2 separate regions of the Mus musculus genome follow, and region 2 is linked to region 1. The links are chromatin contacts, found by Hi-C or POLR2A ChIA-PET in ENCODE. All regions are on one chromosome and are shown on one strand. The core of a region is the stretch at or near the end of the contact, and the rest is flanking DNA. Distances in the headings are between cores, read along the strand shown.

Region 1 (4,722 bases), core at 485-2,984:
CCCTGTCTCAAAAAAAAAAAAAAAAGGAAATCTAAAAATGAGATCATTTTGTGAGGTGCATCACTGACATGTAAATGACAAGGGCTGTCATGTATCTGCTCTTAGCTGGGCGAGTTGACACACACCTGTAATCCTAGTTTGTGAGAGGCTGAGGCAGGAGGATCATGAGTTTGAGACCAGCCTGAGTTATATAGAAAAAAAATTCAATTCCACCCCACCCCAAAAGATCTGTTCTTGTCTCTTTGTGCGATTTTGACTAAGGACTGGGGGGAGGGGTAAAGAACCCAGAATCCACCACATAGCTCAGGATGACCTAGACCTGGCAGGAGAATAGAGAGATTTTCCTATCAGAGCTGCTGAGATCACCGTGTGAACCTCCACACCTTCTTTTAAGCCTTTTTCCCTCTTGGTTTTTCAAACCAGGCTTTCTCTGTGTGACCCGGGCTATCCAGGAATTCACTCTGTAGACCAGGCTGGCCTCAAACTCGGAGATCCACCTGCCTCTGCCTCCTGAGTGTTGGGACTAAGGGGATGTGCCACCAACCACCCAGCTATCTTTTATTTCTTTTGGTTTTGTGTTTTGTTTTTTGAGACAGGGTTTCTCTGTATAGCCTTGACTCTGTCCTGGAACTCACTCTGTAGACCAGGCTGGCCTCGAATTCAGAAATCCAGAAATCCACCGGCCTCTGCCTCCCAAGTGCTGGGATTAAAGGCATGTGCCACCATGCCCAGCTCCAGCTATCTTTTCTTATTGATAAAGTCTCAAGTGGTTTTCTTGGTGGCAGGGACTGGGGGTGGGGGGTCCCCTCCCCGTCATTTTGTCCTTCCCCTTCTCTCCCACTCCTAACCCTCCTGAAATATCCTGACTTATGAAAAACCCACTTTGGAATCATCAAGTCTTTTCTTATGGTCCTGGCTTCCTAGGGACCACGTGGCAGTCCGCCATACTATCATTTAGATACATTAGCTTTGGGGGATGGTTACTTGTTAAGGGTCTCCCATTTCTTCCCAATTCTTTTCTTGAGGGGGTAGGATGCTTTGAGACAGAGTTTCTCTGTGTAGCCCTGGCAGTCCTGTAATTTACTTTGTAGACCAGGCTAGCCTGGAACTCAGGGATCTGCCTATCTCTGCCTCCCCAGTGCTGGGACTAAAAGTGTGAGCCACCGCTGGCTGGCTCTTCTCAAGTCTTTATATGGTTTTACTGGTTTGATTGGAAGTTGGCTGAAGAACGGTTTTCTGGACCCATCTCGTTCATTTTCTAAGACTTAACATCACAACATTGGACAGGCTGCGGCTCGAACAACAGAAGTGAATTGTCCCTCAGCTCTGAAGTGCAGGGTCAGGGTGCTGACAGACTCACCTTTTTGTTTTGCTCTTGAGAAAGGGTCTCATGTAGCCCAGGCTGGCCCCAAACTCACTGTGTAGCTAGTTGACTGACCTTTTTGAACCACCCAGCATACTCCAAATTAGTGTTGGTGAACACGTTTACCCATGAGCATGCACACACACACAACTCCCACTGAAGCTGAGATTTGGAGCCTCGTGCATGCTAGGCAATCACTCCACTGCTGGATTATATTCCCAGTCCTAACTTCTGAACTGAGACCCTTAGCTGTCCCAGCTGCTGTGCTGAATCGACCATAGGATAGTCTTTGGTATGGGGGTATCTCCGGATTCTAATCACCTATTAGGCCAGAGCATGTATTCTTTACAGTCTCAGTACCCGACACCCCTGTTGGATTATCCAGCAGGGGGCGCTGCAGGACTGTCTGGCTGACCCAGCAGGCACAAGAGTCAGAGGCTTTCAACTGGCTTTTATAAGGAAATCCAAGTGACTGGCTCAGGGCCCACAGCCAGAGGGGAGTTAGAGGGTGGGAAAAGTCAGCTGTCCCCCTGTCTCTGCATCCATCCTGAAGTCACACCCCTCCACCACCCTTTTCACACTCACGTACGTGCTCGTGCACACACACACACACACACACACAGTGGTTTCCTGAGCACAGCTGTTTGAAGATCCCTTTCATCTGACCAGCAGGGTCCAGGTCCTCTTGCTGACCTCAGCAATGGTAGTTTCCCTTTCCACTACAGGGAGTTCAGTCCATCTGGGCTCATTTGGTCCTGTCTGGGTCTCTGGGGTCTCACTTGCTCTACCCCAACCCATCTCCATGAGGACACTTACCCCACCCCATGAGAATGGTTTCTGTCCTGGGCAGCACTTGGGCATCCTGCTCTCCAAGGGAGTGGCACGCAATGTGTCAGGAACAGAGGTAGAAAAGAACAGGCTCTCTGCATCCCAACCCCACCACTATTATCCCTGAGAGGCCCCAGAGTCTCTGCCTCCTCCTCCTCCTCCTTTTTTTTTTTTTTTTTTTTTTTTTTTTTTTTGAGACAAGGTTTTCTGTGTAGCCCTGGCTGTCCTGGAACTCACTTTGTAGACCAGGCTGGCCTCAAACTCAGAAATCTGCCTGCCTCTGCCTCCCAAGTGCTGGAATTAAAGACGTGTGCCACCACCGCCTGGAGAGGGCCCTTCTTCTTGACCCAAAGCAGGGAGTCTTTTACCCCTTCTGACGATAGGCTACTGAATGAATTCATGTAGTTCCTTGTGTGGGCAAGCTTGTAGGCAGACTGAAGCAGAAGGAAAGGTAGTCCACTGGGGACCTGGTGATGGCATATCCATCCCCTCTGACTGAGACCTCTCCCCGGAGTCCCCAGATTCTATTCAAAGAGCCTAGAAGGCTGGAGATGGTGACGGGGGTGGGGGGTGGGGGGGGTGGGGGGGTGGTCTGAGACAGAGTTTGAGAACTGCATGGGCTATGGAATGAGTTTGAAGCCAGTTTGAACAATACACAAAGGCCTTGGCTCAGACAATAGATAGATAGATAAGACAGACAGATGGACAGATGGACAGACAGACCAAACTCAAGATTTAGCCAAGTCAGTAGAGTGCCTGCCCAGCACTGAATTAAAAATGACGAGACAGAGCCAGGAGTGGTGGCACACACCTTTAATCCCAGCCCTTGGGAGGCAGAGGCAGGTGGATTTCTGAGTTGAAGGCCAGCCTGGTCTACAAAGTGAGTTCCAGGACAGCCAAGGCTATACAGAGAAACCTTGTCTCGAAAAAAAAAAAAAAGAAAAAAAATGACGAGACAGGTATGGTGGCACATGAGCCTGTGCCTATAATCCCAGCATTTGGAAGGTACAGGAAAAAGAGGAGTCCAGGCTAGCCTCAGCTACATAGCAAGTTCAAAGTTGGCCTGAGATACAAGACACACTGTCTCACATAACAATAAATATATAGATAAATATATATGAGCCAGAAAAAAAATCAACTTTTTTTTTGGGTGGGGGGGGTCAGTTTGACATAAGCTAGGGTCATCTGGAAAGAGGAAACCTCAACTGAGAGAATGCCTCTATCTGACTGACCTGTAGGCAAGTCTGTGGGGTCATGTTCTTGATGAATGGCTGGTGTGGGAGAGCTTACCCACTCTGGACAGTCCATCCCTAGGCAGATGGTCCTGGGCTGTTTAAGAAAGCAGGCTGAACAAGCCATGGAGAAAAAGTCAGTGAGCAGAGGCCCTAGGTGATCTCTGCTTTAGTTCCTGTCTCCAGGTTTCAGGTTCCCACCTCAGCTTCCCTCAGTGATAGACTATGATGTAGAAGTATTAGCCAAATAAAACCAAAGGGTCTAGCATAACTGGTTTAGGATAGTTGATTAGTAGAGCCCCCACCTGTTTTTTTGACTCAGTTTCCTTCATTGGGTGCAGGAGAGGCAATGAGGTGTATCTTGTCTCCATCCTACAGGCCTGGCCTACTCTGCAACCCCCAAGGCCCCATTTCCCTTCCCTGGTGTGAGGAGCCTGGACCCCCATCTCCCCAGCTGTTTTTGAGACCTCTCTGCGAATAACCCTGGGATCCTTCCAGTCAGCCCAGCTGCCCCCATGGCCGTTGGCCAGTAGAAGACTTAATCCTGTCTGTGGTAGCTCCTTCCCAGATTCCTCCTTGATGTATATTTAGCAGGCCAGGGAGGGTGAGCATTACAGGAATGCCAGCCAGGATGTCCTGGCTTGTCACGCCTCCTAGAGGGTGGGATCAGGCCAAGTGCTATTGAGGCTAGCCAGATGCTGCAGGGTAGGCTAGCACTACCAGGTACTGAGCTGGCTTCAAGCATAGGCTGGGCTCTCAGACCCTCAGGGTCTCATTGGGAAGCACTTGCTCTTTACCCGGTTCCTCAGGGACATGGAAGGATTGTGGGAAAGAAGACTAGCATCAAAGCATGCCGCAGTGCATGTGACCGGCCTGGGCTGATTGTGGGCGCTCCTGCTGCTGGGAAAGGCAGCTGAGACCGCAGGCTGGGGACTGGAATTATACAGAACACCTGTTTTGAGAGTCTCTTCCGGTCTGGGCGCCCACACTCTCAGACCTATGCTTTCACTTTGGGAAGTAACCAAGTCATGGTGGCCAATGGGGACAGAGAAGGAAGTTCTATGGCCTTCACTGAGAGTACTCCAGGGGTCCTGCCCTACGTGACCTAACTGCCAGGTGGACCTGTAGGTAGACAGTGTGGACACTGATGGACCACCTAAATTCACCCAGGGCCCCCAGGTACAGAGGCAGCTGGCTATTCACCTCACGAGGAGGATCCCTCCCCAGAACCCACATATAAGATACATCTTAGCCTCAGAGACCAGGACAAAGGACTTGGTCCAGCTAGCTGATCACCAT
Region 2 (5,217 bases), core at 2,041-4,540, 77 kb after region 1:
TCTCTCTCTCTCTCTCTCTCTCCTTCCTTCCTTCCTTCCTTCCTTCCTTCCCAGTTGTTTTGAGTCAGGGTTTCTCTGTGTATCCCTCATTCCTGGCTGTCCTGGAACTTGCTCTGTAGACCAGGCTGGCCTTGAATTCAGAGATCCACCTGCCTCTGCCTCCTAAAGGTGTACACCACCTGCCAGCTAAGACAATGATTCCTAAAGTCCCCAGTTGTGAGCCCACTTTTCCCTAGGCTTACAGTTGTCACACTCTTGGAGCGTAGCCCCCTTCCCAAGCTCCCCACGCTTTTGGGTCAGGATGCAAAGCCTTATCTAATGACTATCTGGGGACATGAGACTGCCTCCTGTTCTAATTCTGGGCTTGTTTCCTTAGCCACTTTTCATCTCTCAGAGCCCTGAGTCAAGCAGGCGCTGTCCACCAGCCAGGGGAAGGAGGAGCCTAGCTTCACCTGCTTGCCTGTGGCTTGTCGATGAGCTCTGGGCATGCCTCATACTGAGAGGGGACCGTTGAGATTTATTTCTTACAGTATTACCATGTCCAGATTTTTACCAGGTTCTGGGGTGAAAAATCTCAAACTCAGATGTTCATGCTTGTACAATAAGCATTTATCCACTGGGTCATATTCCCAGCACCCCCACCTCCTTCTCGGGTCTGCATCTTAATTAATTCATTCATTCATCCACCCATCCATTCATTCACTTTACATTCCAGAATCAGCCCCCCTCCTCCCAGTACACCCTCACATAGAACCTCCCCCATTCCTCCCTCCTCCCTTCTCCTTTGAGGAGGAGAAGTCTCCCTCTAGGTATCACCTCCCCTTCTACTTCCCCTTTGAGTCTGGATCTTATGTAGTTTGGGCTAGCCTCAGACTCTCTAGTAGTCAAGGATGACTACTGATCATCACCTGATCCTCCTGCCTCCGTCTCCTAGAGCTGGGACTATGAGTCTGTACCATCACAACTTACAAGCTAAGGGTTTTGCTCAGTGTCACTCAGAAGCAAGCAACCCAGCCACATGAGAGACTTGCCTCCTTGTTCTCTGTCTAGTCTGGGTGTTCAAGCCCACAGCAGTACCATTTACATCACAGGACATCTAGGGGATAAAAAACAAACAAACAAACCACATTTCTGTGAATCTTACAGTGAGCAGGCTATGTAAGCCATAAAATATGACTCTTTTCCTAAGTGTTCATGTACAAGATCAATAGTCAAAGTGTCCAAGTTAGCGTCAAGATATCAGCTTGACCCATCCCCAGAGTGTTCATCTGAGGGGGTCACAACTGGGGATTGCCCAGATACAGTTGGCAGACAGCCATGTCTGTGAGGAATTATCTTGGTTTTGATTGATGTGGGAGGCCATCCGTTTGTCAATGGTACCATCCCTGGACAGGTGGCCTCGAGCTCTATGAGCTAGCTAGCTGATTGTAAGCCTGGGAACCAGTCAGTATGCAGGGTTTTCCCATGGTTTCTGCTTCAGTTCCTACCCTGACTTCCCTCAGTGATGGATTGTGACCTGGAAGTGTAAGCTAAACAGAACAAATCTGAACAGAACAACAAAATAACCATCCGCAGGCACACACATACACATACATACAAATGTTTATTTCTTCTTCTTCTTCTTCTTCTTCTTCTTCTTCTTCTTCTTCTTCTTCTTCTTCTTCTTCTTCTTCTTCTTCTCCTTCTCCTTCTCCTTCTCCTTCTCCTTCTCCTTCTCCTTCTCCTTCTCCTTCTCCTTCTCCTTCTCCTTCTCCTTCTCCTTCTCCTTCTCCTTCTCCTTTCCTTTCCTTTTTTTTTTTTTTTTTGATATAGGGTCACATTATGTAGCTCTGGTTATCTGGAAATCCACTAAGTAGAGCAGGCTGGCTTCACAGAAATCCTCCTGCCTCTGCCTCCCAAGTGCTGGAATTAAAGGCATGTACCACCATGTACAGTTTAATGTTTGTTTGTTTGTTTTTAAAGATTTATTGATTTTATTTATTTGAGTACACAGTCACTGTCTTCAGACACACTAGAAGAGGGCATCGGATCCCATTACACATGGTTGTGAGCCACCATGTGGTTGCTGGGATTTGAACTCAGGACGTCTGGAAGAGCAGTCAGTGCTCCTAACCTCTGAGCCATCTCTCCAGCCCTGTTAGTTTGTTTTTAATTTTAGAAGTACTGTGGTGGCTTGAATGAGAATGACTCCCATAGGATCATCGTTATGAATACTTGGTCACCAGGGCGTGGCATTCTTTGAAAGGATCAGGAGGTGTGGCCTTCTTGAAGGAAATTTTCTCTGGGGGAGTGGGCTTTGAGTCCCAGTCAGTGTCTCTCTTCCTGCTGCCTGCTGATCTGGATGTAGAACTCATAGCTCGTTCTCCGGCACCATGTCTGCCTCCAGGCCACCATGCTTCCTGTGGTGATGACAATGGACTAGACCTGTGACACTGTAAGTCAGCCCCACTTAAATGCTTTTTATAGATAACACTTGCTGTGGTCATGGTGTCTCTTCACAGCAAAGAAACACTGACCAAGCCAAGTATCTAGAACACAAAGTTCCATACTGATCTTTAGTTGACATATGATGCTATTACTATCAAAGAGTGGTGTGTTTTCTTGTTGTTGAAACAGTCTCTCCAGACTTGTGGGTTCCAGCAATGCTCCTGACTCAGTCTCCAGAATAGTTGTATAATAGGGGTATGTCCCCGTACCTGGCCATCAGAGAAATTTCTTCAGGATCCTGAAGCGTTGTCTTCCACCCGTCTAGCAGTGTAACTAGCAGGTATCTTCGAGGGCACATTTGTAGCAAGAGGAGGAAAGCGTGAGATGCTGAGGAGGATCTGGAAGGGAGGGCGCTCTCGGGACCTCATCATTGGCATAGGGCTGCCTGCGGCTTTAATAACTACTATTATTATATGATTAATATAGTATAATAGCTAGCTATTGGGTGACCTGTTTTACAATAAGGTCAGAGTTTCCTGGGCTTTCGTGCCATTCTGTACGAGCTGGAAGGGTTCACAGGACCCCTGTGTACATGTTTGGTGTCTCCGTGGACCAGAGAAAGAGGGAGATCTGCAAGTTGTCTGGGTCCTTGCTCAAGTTCAATGGGGCTACACAAGAAAGAAGGTCGCAGCCTGGAGAGCCCCTGGTCAAATGGAAGACACATTTTCCAACACCAGAAACCCTTCAGGAATTTTTGGGGGTCCAGGCCTAGAGCTCCCAGGAAGGCTTCATAGTGGGCACCACCCAGGCAGGGCTAGCAGGTCTTCCTCTCCACAAGGCTGCCATTCTTCCCACAAGGAAAGGAGGAGTGACTGGGTGCCAGTCAGAATGAAACCTGGCCCTGCACCCTGAGCCAGACGCAAGCAGGGGTCATCAGGCTGTCATGGCAGCCTGGCAGTCATGAGATCAGAGCCTCACGGGGGGTTCATCAGCTCGCCTCGGCTCCTTCCGATTCTTTTAGTTTCTCCCGTAGCTCCAGGAACAGAACTGAGGAAAGTCGGAAGCAAAACAGCTAGACACAAAGAAAAGCAGAAGTGGGCGTCTCAGAGACTGGCCGTCCCCCAGCGGGACTGAACCGTGGAGCGTCCAGCCGTGGCCTGCCTGCCGGTGACCCGTGTGTGGGAGAAATGACCCAACTGGCCTCAGCTGTGTGGCTGCCCACACTGTTGCTGCTGCTGCTGCTTTTTTGGCTTCCAGGTGAGGTAGTGTCTGCCCGGGAGGGCGGGGGGCTTCGGGGAGATGCAGTGTGAGGCACTGGAATGGGGATCTCTCTGTGCACAACACCAAATGTGGCAGCTGAGTCCTTCATGTAAGGTGGATGACCAAAGAAAGGGCCGTGCTTGGGGGGAAGGGACCGGGATCTCCCTCTGCACACAGCTGTCAGAACAAGAGACAAGTCAACACACGGTGGGGGCTGGTGGCTGTCCAGGACGGGTGCCCAGAGGATTTTTGGATGGTTTAGAATAGAAAACAGGAGGTCAGGGCAGGTGGTACCAGTATGAGTGGACAGTGGTTGTGTTGAGAGGCCCTGACAGGCACGTGCTGGTGTGGATGTGTGTGAAAAAATTTAATCTGTCTATCTTTCTTTCCTTCTCTTCCTTCCTTCCATCTTTCCCTCTTTCTTTCTTTTCTTCTTGGGTCCCCCCCCCCCTTTTTGGGTTTTCAAGGCAGGGTTTCTCTGTGTAGCCTTGTTTGTTCTTTCTTTCTCTCTCTCTCTTTCTTTCTTTCTTTCTTTCTTTCTTCCTCCCTTCCTTTCTTTCTTTCTTTCTTTTTTGTAAGGTTTTTTTTTTTTCATTTTCTTTTTGGGATAAGTCTCACTGATTAGCCTTGGATCTCACTCTGTGGACTAGGGTGGCTATGAACTCACAGAGACTGCCTTTCTCGGCCTCCAAAATGCTGGGATTAAAGGTGTGCACCACCACACCCCACAGACTTCTTTTTTGGTTCTTTACTCTTCGAAAATTTCATGTATGTGAACAATGTAGTCTGACCATATCTGACCTCCCCAAGTCTGATTCCCCAAGTCTGTTCAACACATCTCCCTCCAACTTAGTATTATTTATATATTTTTTAAAAAAACCATTGAATGATTAGCACTGGCTCTATGCACGTGGGTATGGGGTCATCCACTGGGGCAGAGGCAACCTGCCAATAGCCACACCCCTAAAGGAAAAAATTTCTAATCCCAGTACTCTGGAGGCAAAGGCGGGCAGATCTCTGTAAGTTTAAGACCAGCCTATTCTACATAGTAAGTTTCAGGCCAGGCAGGGTTACATAGAAAAAAAATCTTGCCTCAAAATAAATAAATAAATAAAGAGAGAGAGAGAGAGAGAGAGAGAAAGCAAGAAAGAGAGAAAGAAAGGAAGAGAGAAAGAAAGACACTGGTTTCATCTGGGTTTACACACTTATTCACAGAGGTTTGAAAAAAATTATCTTGGCTATTTTTCCCTTTATTTATTTGGGTTGTCTTCTTCTTCTTCATTTTTCCCCCTTTGGGATTTAAGGGGATTTAAAGTGCCCTGCTAAGGGAAGTGGTGGAAAGTTAGAAAGCCAACCATCTACTGGCGGTGGAGGAGCATCCTTGCAAGCCAGGAAAGGTACAGGAGGGCTGGAAACTGCTGTTTACTTATTAAGCACGTCGGGTGCAGGGGATGACTTAGTGGAGAAAGTGGGCACCTGAGTTTGGATTTCAAGCATTCACATGAAAATTGGATTTGTTATGCATGCATA

Evidence for each region. Hi-C counts contacts between places; a loop is a spot of excess contacts on that map. ChIA-PET counts read pairs that join two places held with the same protein, here RNA polymerase II (POLR2A).
Region 2: a map of mature B cell shows a loop between it and region 1 (1.9-fold over the local background). The contact joins the promoter of Cd300a here to the enhancer-like site in region 1. A Hi-C loop is called at or near these places in 7 of 37 maps with a recorded cell type or tissue (Patski, T-helper 1 cell, T-helper 17 cell and 3 more). POLR2A ChIA-PET finds 5 or more read pairs at or near these places in 2 of 5 experiments (Patski and embryonic stem cell).

Annotation. Positions count from the first base shown.
Region 1 is chr11:114,811,062-114,815,783 of GRCm38, forward strand. No RefSeq gene overlaps it. Among named protein-coding and RNA genes, the nearest start is that of Gpr142, 9.9 kb to the left of the region's middle. Within about 2 kb of position 1,735, at least 1 of the 3 ENCODE cell types and tissues checked has a DNase peak (open chromatin) inside an H3K27ac peak, as active enhancers do.
Region 2 is chr11:114,886,751-114,891,967 of GRCm38, forward strand. It overlaps Cd300a (CD300A molecule), which reads left to right and starts at 3,291. Exons shown (of 7, transcript NM_170758.4): 1 at 3,291-3,684. The coding sequence starts at 3,615.